Linked DNA regions of Mus musculus: region 1 is linked to region 2. Evidence: chromatin contacts called from ENCODE Hi-C or POLR2A ChIA-PET data. All regions are on one chromosome and are shown on one strand. The core of a region is the stretch at or near the end of the contact, and the rest is flanking DNA. Distances in the headings are between cores, read along the strand shown.

The links. Hi-C counts contacts between places; a loop is a spot of excess contacts on that map. ChIA-PET counts read pairs that join two places held with the same protein, here RNA polymerase II (POLR2A).
Region 1: POLR2A ChIA-PET joins it to region 2 with 18 read pairs in embryonic stem cell. The contact joins the promoter of Cpne1 here to the promoter of Cep250 in region 2. A Hi-C loop is called at or near these places in 1 of 37 maps with a recorded cell type or tissue (CH12F3). POLR2A ChIA-PET finds 5 or more read pairs at or near these places in 2 of 5 experiments (Patski and embryonic stem cell).

Annotation. Positions count from the first base shown.
Region 1 is chr2:156,108,659-156,114,146 of GRCm38, reverse strand. Cpne1 (copine I) reads left to right here and starts at 2,182. Exons shown (of 16, transcript NM_170590.3): 1 at 2,182-2,361. Rbm12 (RNA binding motif protein 12) reads left to right here and starts at 2,182. Exons shown (of 3, transcript NM_029397.3): 1 at 2,182-2,361.
Region 2 is chr2:155,953,705-155,959,462 of GRCm38, reverse strand. Cep250 (centrosomal protein 250) reads right to left here and starts at 2,905. Exons shown (of 33, transcript NM_001130000.1): 1 at 2,806-2,905.

The sequences.
Region 1 (5,488 bases), core at 933-3,432, 160 kb before region 2:
GATTTTGGGGATTTGGATTTGGGAAACAGTGGAATGGTTTAAGTGGGGCTTAAAGGGCTATCCTAGGAAGAATATGGAAGACATAGGTGCTGAGGGTGATTTCAACTGTGTAGATATGGCCCAAGAGGTTTCAGTGAAGAAGAATTTCAGTATGTGGCCTAGAGACTGCTCTTGTGATATTTTGGAGAAGAATATGTCACTTTTTGCCCTTGTATGAGGAGTCTGGCTGAGGCTAAGGTAAAGGGATTTATATTAATTACATTGACAAAGGAAATCTCAAAAAAGCCCAACTTTTTTAGAGACTTTGTTCTCTGGGAAAGTCTCATGAAGAGCATTTTGAACAAGCGTAGCAAGCTTAGAAAGGAAAAAATATAAAATATCCGGTTCAGGTAGGGAAATGGAGCTGAATCCCTTGTTCAAGCAGATTAAGGGCGTGGTGACCTTGGGGCTTGGTCCTACCCAGCTAAGCTTATTGTTTATTCATTTGCCATTTAACACAGAATAGTTCTATTATATTAGGCATCATTATTACTGGGTTATTGACTTCTCTAGGACTTTTAGTCTGGAATGAACAACAATTCAGAAATGGAAGTCACAGGCTTTTGATCCTGATCTTAAGGCACAGTGACTATGAAAAGCTTAGGTCCAGACAAGGAGGTACACACCAAAATTCCAGGAGATAGAGGCAAGAAAATCTCTTTCTTTCTCTCTTTCTCTCTGTCTCTCTCCTCTCTCTCTCCATCCCTCTTATTTGCCCGCGCGCATGCGCTCTCTCTCTCTCTCTCTCTCTCTCTCTCTCTCTCTCTCTCTCTCTCTCTCTCTCTCTCTCTCGCACACACACACACACAAAATCAAGGGGCAGAGTCTGGTAGAGCCTAGGTCTCCCTGTATAATCAAATACTGGGGATTATAGGAAATATTGAAAGATATTTTACTCTTTTTATATTTATTTTTATTAATGTCTCTGTGTGAGAGTTTGTACATATTAGTGTCGCTGCCTACAGAGGCCAGAGGAGGGAGTCAGATTTGAGGCTGGAGTTACAGGAGGTTGTGAGCCACTCCATGTAGCTCATAGAATTTAAGATGCCAGGAAGAGCAGTATGAGCTTTTAACCTTTGAGACATCTCTCCAGCCCCATGGCAGAAGAATATTTTCTCTTCCTTCCTTCCTTCCTTCCTTCCTTCCTTCCTTCCTTCCTTCCTTTCTTCCTTTCTCTCTCTCTCTCTCTCTCTCTCTCTCTCTCTCTCTCTCTCTCTCTCTCTCTCTCTCTCTCTCTCTCTCTCTCTTTCTTTCTTTCTTTCTTTCTTTCTTTCTTTCTTTCTTTCTTTCTTTCTGTGTGTGTTTAAGACAGGGTTTCTCTGTGTAGTGCTGGCTGGTCTCAAACTCAGAAATCTGCCTGCCTCTGCCTCCCAAGTGCGGGGATTAGAGGCTTGTGCCACCACTGCCAAGCAGGATTATTTTCTCTTTCTTTCTTTCTTTCTTTCTTTCTTTCTTTCTTTCTTTCTTTCTTTCTTTCTTTCTTTCTTTCTTTCTTTCTTTCTTTCTTTCTTTCTTTCTTTCTCTTCCTTCCTTCCTTCCTTTTTCTTTCTTTCTTTCTTTCTTTTCTTTCTCTCTCTTTCTTTCTCTTTCTTTCTTTCTTTCTTTCTTTCTTTCTTTCTTTCTTTCTTTCTTTCTTTCTTTCTTTCTTTCTTTCTTTCTTTCTTTCTTTCTTTCTTTCTTTCTTTCTTTCTTTCTTTCTTTCTTTCTTTCTTTCTTTCTTTCTTTTTTGGTTTTTCGAGACAGGGTTTCTCTGTATAGTCCTGGCTGTCCTGGAACTCACTCTGTAGCCCAGGCTGGCCTCGAACTCAGAATTCGCCTGCCTCTGCCTCCCATTTTTTTTTTTTTCAATAGTCAAAAAAAGGTTCAAGCTTTTGCTTCTTGGTGCGTTTAATCCTCAAGACAGTTCTGCAGTGAAGGCATTGTTTTTCTCCCTTCACGGGGGTCTCCAAGAGCCAAAGGAGCCTGTACTTTAAAAGCTCTGCAAGGAACCTTGGACAATAGCTTCAGGTCTGACTTTGCAAACAGCTACTAAAATACCGGGTTCACCACAAATACCTGCAACTTCCGAGCTTTTGCCCCCACCCCAAATCCTCAGCGCGCCTGCGTCTCCCATCAGGTGACGTCGGCAGCGGCGCCCCGCCTACTCCGGGAACGCGGAGCGCCGGAGCGGGCGGGCGGCCATTTTGTGAAGCGGCTGTGGAGGTGTTGGCTGCAGTGGGCTCCGGGAAAGCCGTTCGGGCTGGGGCTGTCGGCCGCAGGGCTGAGGCACTCGCGCGGGGGGTAACTCGGGTCTGGGTTCTGGTGCCGCGCAAGCTCTCCCCGGTAAGACTCCCGCAGCCCCGGAACGGGCGGGGCTGTGCGGGGCTCGAGCCGCCTCCTTGGTGCCTCGGGGCGGGGCCTTCCCAGGCCTCGGAGCCCGCGGCCGCGAGCGCCCAACACAAAGGGTCGCGGCGGGGCTGCGGGGGTCCTGGGGCGCCGCTCACGCTCCGGGGCCTCCGAGGATGCGAAAGGTGGAGTCTGCGTGCCGAAGTGGGAGCAGGGCCTTAGCGGGGATGCCCGGTGGTCCTGAGAGGGGAAGCGGCCAGCATCGGGTGGCCTCGCGGCCTGCGAACTACCGGGTCGGGGGGGGGGGGATTGCGATGAAAACGCCTGCACGCTTAGTGGGGAAGGCTTCGTTGGCTTTAAGCGGGAACGAGGTTTTAACTCTCACCTCTGCCCCGAAGTGAAGAGGTCCTAGTGGCCTATGACCTGCAAAAGTGGACTACACTAGGGACATTCCTATGGGGAGGAAAGGTGTCCTGGGAGGCTGGGAACCGGTCGCTTTTAGGGCCTGGAGGTGCAGGGATTGCAGTGTATAGCTTCCTAGGTCTAGCGCTGAGGAGGGGCTTCCTAAGTGTAGGTGATTGGAGCCGCCCTGTAGGTCGGAGAGGCTTGAAGAATTGTAGCTAGGATGGCTGGTCCTTGATTCCCAACTAGGGGAGGGGCTGCTATCTGCAGCACCTTTGGGAGTTGGAGGAAGGAGGGTGGGTGTCTTAGATAGCTTACTTACTGTCTGAAGGTTGGCGGCGCCACTTTGCAGCCGCGTAAAATAGAAGGAAAGGCATTTTAAAGATCTACAGGTTAGTATTGGGGTATGGACTAACGTAGCAGGTTGGAGTGCCCGTGTTAGTAAGCGAGTTAGTAACCTAAGTGTGTGTTTTATTGGAAGTTCTAAGGAGTCCCCTGTGGTTTATTCAAGTGCTAAAGATCCATTCATTCTGGTAGATAAAGTTGCGAATTACAGGCTGTGTTGCAGAAGTATTCTGGGTCCTAAAGCCTTCTTGGCTCCTAGATTCCGAGATGACTGAGTGTGTGCAGTTGGCAGAAACCATTTTATTGTGTACGTTAAGATTTAAGTTGATGCGAATCTTATTATATGACTTGGTGGGAAAAAACTAGGATGGATGGCAACTCAAGGGAGAGACTATTTCTTTCAGGGCTTTTTGGATAGTTTGAGCTGTAATTTTTGGTGAACTTCAGTCTTAGAAACAAAAATTGTCCGGGACCTTGTTAACCATTGTATACTGTTAAAATGTTAAAGAGCGTTTGCAGTTGGAAAAAAATCCTACAAAAAAATCTTTATTTAAAAAAAATAGGTAAATAAAACTGATGTACTTGTTTTTGAAACTTGTTGCTTTTGATGAGATGGAGACTTTTGGATTTGTAGAAAGTGATTGTGGAAGAACTGTTCACATAACTTCGAATATAATTTTGGAAGGAAATGAAATGTTTGTGTTTAGGTGATTTCACAAGGCGTATTGGATAGTTTATCAAAACGTGTTATATTTTTATATCACCTTGTGTTTGATTAAATGTTGGTCACTGTGGATTGTAATGTATAATTTTATGTTCGGATCTGAGACCATCAAACCACTGTGGTGGTTACTGCTCTAGGCTACTAGTTATATACTTTAGGCTTCTTTTACAATTTTGTGGCATGTTGAATGTTTTGATTGGTTGCATATTGAACATTTGGGAGTTGTTGGTACAGTTCTTAGGTGTAAAACTTATTATATCATTAAACTTCTGTTTTATACTGTGTGCCAGATGCTAGACCCCACTGCCAGTCAGAAAGTCCCACTTGAGTTTGCAGAGAGCTGCTGTGCTGTTTGGATCTTGGGGGTTTGCTTGTTTGTTCCTCACTGGCCATAGGATCTTGTAACTTAGACTCACATTGAACTCTTAAGTTGGTGGAGTCACTAGTAACAGTTGACTTTTGATACTTAGTTAGAATACATGATTTTTTTTTCTGAAAATGTAATTAGTTTTACATTCTATACTAATTTCTAAATCTCCCCCTAAAATGCAGAGTCCACCTTAAAAATCTAAAACCTAGCCTACAGTTTTTGAGTGAGTAGGTATTTGCCTGTCTTCATGCCTGGTGTTCTCAGAGGCCAGAAGAGAGGGGGTCGAATCTGGAGTTACAGAAGGTTGTGAGCTGCCTGCCCTGTGGGTGCAGGGAGTCATGGAGCCTCTGGAAGAGCAGCCAGTGATCTTAACCACTGGGCAGATTCTCCAGCCCTCTCCTCTACATAGTTGTAATAAATACTAATTAAAATGAGTGCTCACTAAAAGTTGTAGGCAGACTAAACAGAAAAGTAATTTCACTTGTAGTTCCAGCAGCTTTACTGCCAACCACCTATGTACCTTTGGTTTGCAGAGTTTTACGTTTAAAGCTAGCTTTTAAGACTAAAAGCCATAGTGAAAGAAAATGTGGTTACTTAAGCTAGAAGTAATATTTTTATTTTGAAGTATAAATGAATAAAAATTTATTTATTTCAAGACAGGGTTTCTCTGTGTAGTCCTGGGACTCTCTGTGTAGACCAGGCTGGCCTTGAATTCAGAAATCCTCCTGCCTCTGCCTCGAAAGTGCTGGGATTAAAGACCTGCACCACCACTGCCCGGCTAAAAAGGATATTTTTGTTGGTATCATTAATAACAGTATTAAATTTTTTTGGCAGGAGGAACATCTTATTTACAAATGTCTTGATTTGCTGCCTGAGCACTAGATGAGAAATTAACATGAACATTCAACATTTTACATTTTATCAGTGTCAGAAAAATGTATTTATAAGGATGGTTCCAGGATCTGAAGTGTGTTTTATCTGATAATGGGGGGAGGGGGCAAACTTAAAGGGATGAAGCTGTGGTTTCATGATTTCTTTGGTGATGGGATTACACTGCTGATAACATTGTGCCCATTGTAAATAGAGGCTTTGTTGCTGATCTTTGAGGCGAACCTTTAAGAGGTTGTTGGGATTTTTGTTTCTTTTGGATCTTAAGTGTGTGGTTCTGCTTTGCCCTGATTGTTGTCAGGTAAAGGTTGGTGACTTCACAACATGAAATTTACCTTCTCAGTGTTGATTGCCAGAGAGAGTGGAAATACTGGAGTTTTAGTTTGTTCCTGTTC
Region 2 (5,758 bases), core at 1,656-4,155:
GCACAGCTAGCCACCCTCCTGTGTGCTGAGCCCTGCAAGAACCACACTCATGTTATCCACATGATTCACTCCCTAACCAGGCTCCTGACCAAATGTCACCTTCTTAGTAAGTTGGACAATGTGAAGTACCACCATACTTACCCACCTGTGCCACATGTGTATACCCACATGTGTGTTCTCCTTACCAAGTCTATATTTCTCTAATTATTATGTACAACAACTAACCAAAATGTAAGTCCCTCTGGTACAAAGACTGGTTTGTGATTGTTGGCTTGTTTGTTTCAGACAGTGTCTTGTTCTGGTGGCTCAGGCTGACCTAGAATTTGTGATCCTCCAGTTTCTGCCTTCCAACTACTGAGACTATACACACACACACACACACACACACACACCCCAACTAACATTGTTTGAGTCAGTGCTGCATTCCCAGCTCGTGAAACAGACCTGGTGTATGAAGTGCCGTTATATATTATGCCATTATATGAACAACATTAAGTAACGTGATCCTTCTGATCACCAACACAGCTTTACAAAATGTCGGCAGCTCCACAGCTGTTCACAGAGCAAAAGTAAGATCATAAACAATGGATAGTGTTTCACGCGTACAATAATCAGCTGCAACTTCCATTACCACAAAGTAAAAACTTAGAGGGATTAAGATTACTGTCCTCAGCCAGGCGTGGTGGCGCACACCTTTAATCCCAGCACTTGGGAGGCAGAGGCAGGCGTGACTATGTGTGACTTGTAACTACCTGGAGGATGCAAGGGTCTCTTCAACTTCTAATGCCCCCAGACACACATACAAAGCACTCATACATATGAAATAAAAATAAATAAAATCCCAAAAAAGAGAAAAAAAGATGAGCCAGGCGTGGTGGTGCACGCCTTTAATCCCAGCACTTGGGAGGCAGAGGCAGGCGGATTTCTGAGTTTGAGGCCAGCCTGGTCTACAGAGTGAGTTCCAGGACAGCCAGGACTACACAGAGAAACCCTGTCTCAAAAAAAAAAAAAAAAAAAAAAAAAGGAAAGGATGAAAGAAAAGTAGGATTCAGAAAATGGCAATGTAAGCTGGACATGATGGTGCACTCCTTTGATCCCTGCGAGTGGGAGGCAGGAGGTAGTAGATCCCTGAGTTTGAGGCCAGATTGCTCTTGCAGGGCATGCAAATTCAGTTCTCATCACATACTAACAGCTGCCTCTAACTCAGTTCCAGGAGGTCTACAGCTCTGATACCTGCATTTGTATCCACTCTGCTGCCCCCATACACATAATTAAAACAAAATTTTGTTGTTGTTTTTTGTTTGTTTGTTTGTTGTTTTTCGAGACAGGGTTTCTCCGTGTAGCCCTGGCTGTCCTGGAACTCACTTTGTAGACCAGGCTGGCCTCAAACTCAGAGATCCGCCTGCCTCTGCCTCCCAAGTGCTGGGATTAAAGGCGTGCGCCACCACACCCGGCTTAAAACTAAATATTTTTTACATGGGAGCATGGTTCCACAGGTAAGGAGTTGGCCTAATGATTCTAACCCACACGAAGGCTAAAGACATCTCCACAACGTCCTCTATAGCCTTCACGTGTCCACCAGGCGCAACTGGTTAGTAGCAAAGCGGAAATCAAAGTCTAATTCAATTCCAAATTCTATTCTCATTTCATTAGCTGCCAAAATCAAAAAATATAAAACTCACAGCACTGCAGAGCATTTCCTAAGGGGAATGAATTAATGACATCCACACCTGAAGCTTTCTGAGGTAATTTGAGCAAAATGTGACAATATGTTCCTGCAGCACAGGGTGTAGATGTACCAGTAAGACAGTGCAGAGCTGGCCTTGATTTTTGTTAAGAAAACTATCGATTTGGTAATATTATCAATCCTACTTCATAAGCTTTCTCAGGGCCCAGCCTAGACTCACAGGCCTGAAATCTCAACACTGACTGGCTGCATAAGACGCTGGGTTAAAAAAAAAAGCAGCCCTTTTATTGAAACGTGAGTTGCAACCCTGACCTCCATATCTTACAGGCTAACGTATAAACAGCAAACTAAAGGCAATCTAGTTAAGTCATAATATTCGTAGGGGGTTCTAGCTCATTGTGAAACTTGATTTATAAGTGCTTGTTTCTTCGTGCATAAAACGTGAATATACAGAACGCACACCATAGATCGCTGCATGGATTAAAGGGGCCTTTGTAGGTAATGCATTTAATAGAGCTGTCATCTTTCGACTATTCAGTAACTTTTTTTTAGTTACTAGTAGTCATCATAGGGCATAAGAGTTGAAAAAAAAGGACATGATTTCTAACAAGCCCAGAACAAGAAAGAGTGGCAGAACACTGACTTGGGCAAAGTTCGCAAAAGGCAAGAATCTGATCAGTTGAGCCTGGAGCAGGCCTCAAGAAAGATTTTTAAAGAAGTGATCTTTGAGTTCTGAAAAATCAAAGTTCTGATAATGGGGCAGTGGGCTGAGAGCGGACTTTCAGGGGAAGATCACATGCAAAGCCGTATGAGCACAGGGCGCTGCAAAACTCCCGGGTGCACGGAGCGTGATCCGCAGGGCGCGCAGCATCTCATCCCGTCAGCTCCGGGCTACGACAGTGGGCCACCCGAGTGTGAGGTTCTCTGGGCGGCGGCTGCAGCAGGAAACTGAGGCAGGCAGGCCCCGACCACTGGGACAGGTCCCAGCCCCTCTCTGGGCCCGGGGTGCCTCCCGGGATACAGGAAGCCGCTGTCCAGGCGACATCCCCGCGGGCGCCCAGGCCCTGGACCTCGGACCGTTACGCTCAGCGCCTCCCGCCTGCCCCTGCCCACCTCACCAGAGTCGGTTCCCGGGGATCCCGAAGCGCTCCGCAGCTACCGAGGCCGCTGCAGCAACCTGCAGGCCCGGCCTGGGGCCGCCCTCAGTCTGGAGGCCAGGCCCCGCCCGTCAAACTCCCGCCCTTTCGTGGGGAACCGCCCAGCCCAGTCCAGCCGAGCGCCGGGAATGAGTGCGCCGCTGCAAACCTCTCGCCATATTAAGTACTGGCAGCCAACTTACTAGAGAAGCCCAAAAGGAAAGGGGGGGATATAGTGAGACCAAGGTCGCTCTCCAAAAGTAAAGACAGTCACCGTCTCTGAATTCTAGCACTGAACGTTCTGAGGTGGAGAAGAAACACTCGCCCGTAAGCTCCCGCCTGTGGCTTCAGAGTTAAGTACTGCGCATGCGTGTAGCCAAGGTCTCGGTGCACCTGCGCACTGTCTCACCAACAAAGCCAAGTACAGTAACTGGGTGAAAGCACCTAGCTCCAGTTAAATCTGGGCAAACGAATGTCTCAGCTTTAGATCTTTACTGATCCTCCACGCAGCCCCAGGAAACAGAACATTCGCAAACAACTGTGTCGTTGGCTACTTTGTCCGGTTATGACTACCGCTACTTGACTGCGTTCCGCTAGGAACGGGGAGTTATTTTGATAATATATTGTACAATCATTATTGACGCATTTTCTTAGCATTGATTTTTTTCATTTATTTATTTATTTATTTTGGTTTTTCGAGTCAGGGTTTCTCTGTGTAGCCCTGGCTGTCCTGGAACTCACTCTGTAGACCAGGCTGGCCTCAAACTCAGAGATCCGCCCGCCTCTGCCTCCCAAGTGCTGGGATTAAAGGCGTGCGCCACCACTGCCCGGCTTTTCTTTCTCTTTCTCTCTTTCTCTCTTTCTCTCTTTCTCTCTTTCTCTCTTTCTCTCTTTCTTTCTTTCTTTCTTTCTTTCTTTCTTTCTTTCTTTCTTTCTTTCTTTCTTCCTTCCTTCCTTCCTTCCTTCCTTCCTCCCTCCCTCCCTCCCTCCCTCCCTCCCTCCCTCCCTCCCTTCCTTCTTCCCCTTCTTTCTTTCTTTCTTCCTCCCTCCCTCCCTCCTTTCTTTCTTCCTCCCTCCCTCCCTCCCTTCTTTCTTTCTTTCTTTCTTTCTTTCTTTCTTTCTTTCTTTCTTTCTTTCTTTCTTTCTTTCTTTCTTTCTTTTGTGTGTGTGTGAATTTTTTATTCATTTATATTAGTACACTGTAGCTGTCTTCAGACACACCAGAAGAGGGCGTCCGATCCCATTACAGATGGTTGTGAGCACCATGAGGTTGCTGAGAATTGAACTCAGGACCTCTGGAAAAGCAGTCACTGCTATATAACCCCTGAGCCATCTCTCCAGGCCAGCATTAAATTTTTATTTGATTCCCAGTTGGTTATAATTTTAGTAGAGACAAAACAAACAAATAAGCAAAAACAAAGAAATGAATCATCTCAGTATATACCAAGACACGAGGTGGGACTTGACACTTCGATTCAATTCCTGAAGACTCAGTAGACCAAAGGTGAAGCCAGGAATCTGCATTCTTGCAAATACCCCAGATGATTATGCACTATGGGAACTACACGAGACAGAGTCCTTCTTGGGCATCTGTGACTCTAGCACACAGTACAAGGCCATCTGATACAAAACAGATGCCCAGAAGTGTTGAGTGAACTAATTAATGTATAGGTGGTGTGAGGTGGTGTGAACATGAGAGAGCCAGACAGCTGAACAGTGGAGGCACACGCCTTTACACCCAGCCCTGGGGAAACAGAGGCAGGCAGATCTCTGAGTTAGAGCCTGGTCTACAGGAGGAGTTCCAGAACATTCTGAATTATACACGGGGTTGGGGGTTGGCGGGCAGGGAGAAGGGAAAGAGAGGAGAGAGCTAGGGAACAGAGATAAACACCCTATAGCTTTTTAAACGTTTTAGGTTTTTGGGGTTAGTTGGTTGGTTGGTTGGTTTTTCAAAATAGGGCTTCTCTGTGTAGCCCTGGTTGTTCCACCAAAGTGCTGGGATTAGAGGCAAAGACACCACTGCCAGGCAACAAGATAATTTTTGAGAAATAAAACTTACTCTATGTTTTCCCATCATGGTTTCTTGTTTCTTTCATAGAAATTCTGCCTTTTATTTACTGACTTATTGTTTTCACATGTTTCCTCTCTGAAATTTAAGTTTCATAAACTTGTGAGAGTGAGTTATTCTGAATGCTTCATGTATAGTCTCATAGGCATTGAGTAAGTATCCATTGAACTGTATAAGTCAAGTCATCCTCATAGTTTTTTTTTTAAAAAGTTGCTCTTTAAGCTCTCACCCTTCTTACTCTCATTTCTAGCCCTCCTTCTCTCCCTCCCTCTCCCCTTCTTTCCACATGGCCATGGCCAGCCTCTCTCTCTCTCTCTCTCTCTCTCTCTCTCTCTCTCTCTCTCTCTCTCTCTCTCTCTCTCCCTCCCTCCCTCCCTCCCTCCCTCCCTCTCTCTCTCTCTCTCTCTCTTTCTTTCTTTCTTTCTTTCTCTCTCTCTCTCTCTCTCTACCTTCTCTCTTTCTCTCTGCCTTCTACAATAAAGCTCTAAAACCATTTTTTAAAAAAAGTTACTGAGATAAAAATCCATCACAGGGGTAGGGTACGGGGTGTCACTCAGTTGTTCCTGTGTTTGTCTAGCACTGTGAAGCCCTAGATCTGATAGATCTGAGCATGGTGGACAGGCCTATAACCCCAGCACTTGAGGTGGAGAAAAGAATATCAGAAATTCAAAGGTATTCTCGGCTACGTAAAGAGTTTTAAGGCTAGCCTGGGGTTCACGAGATTCTGTCAAAAATGAAAACAGAAAATCCATCAGCAAACAGCATACTTTAGGGAGTGGCCATAGGTTTCAAATTACCAAATATACCTATAAAAGGGACCAATGAGTTAGTAAATCAAAACCAAACAGTAATCATTGGCCTTTGTAA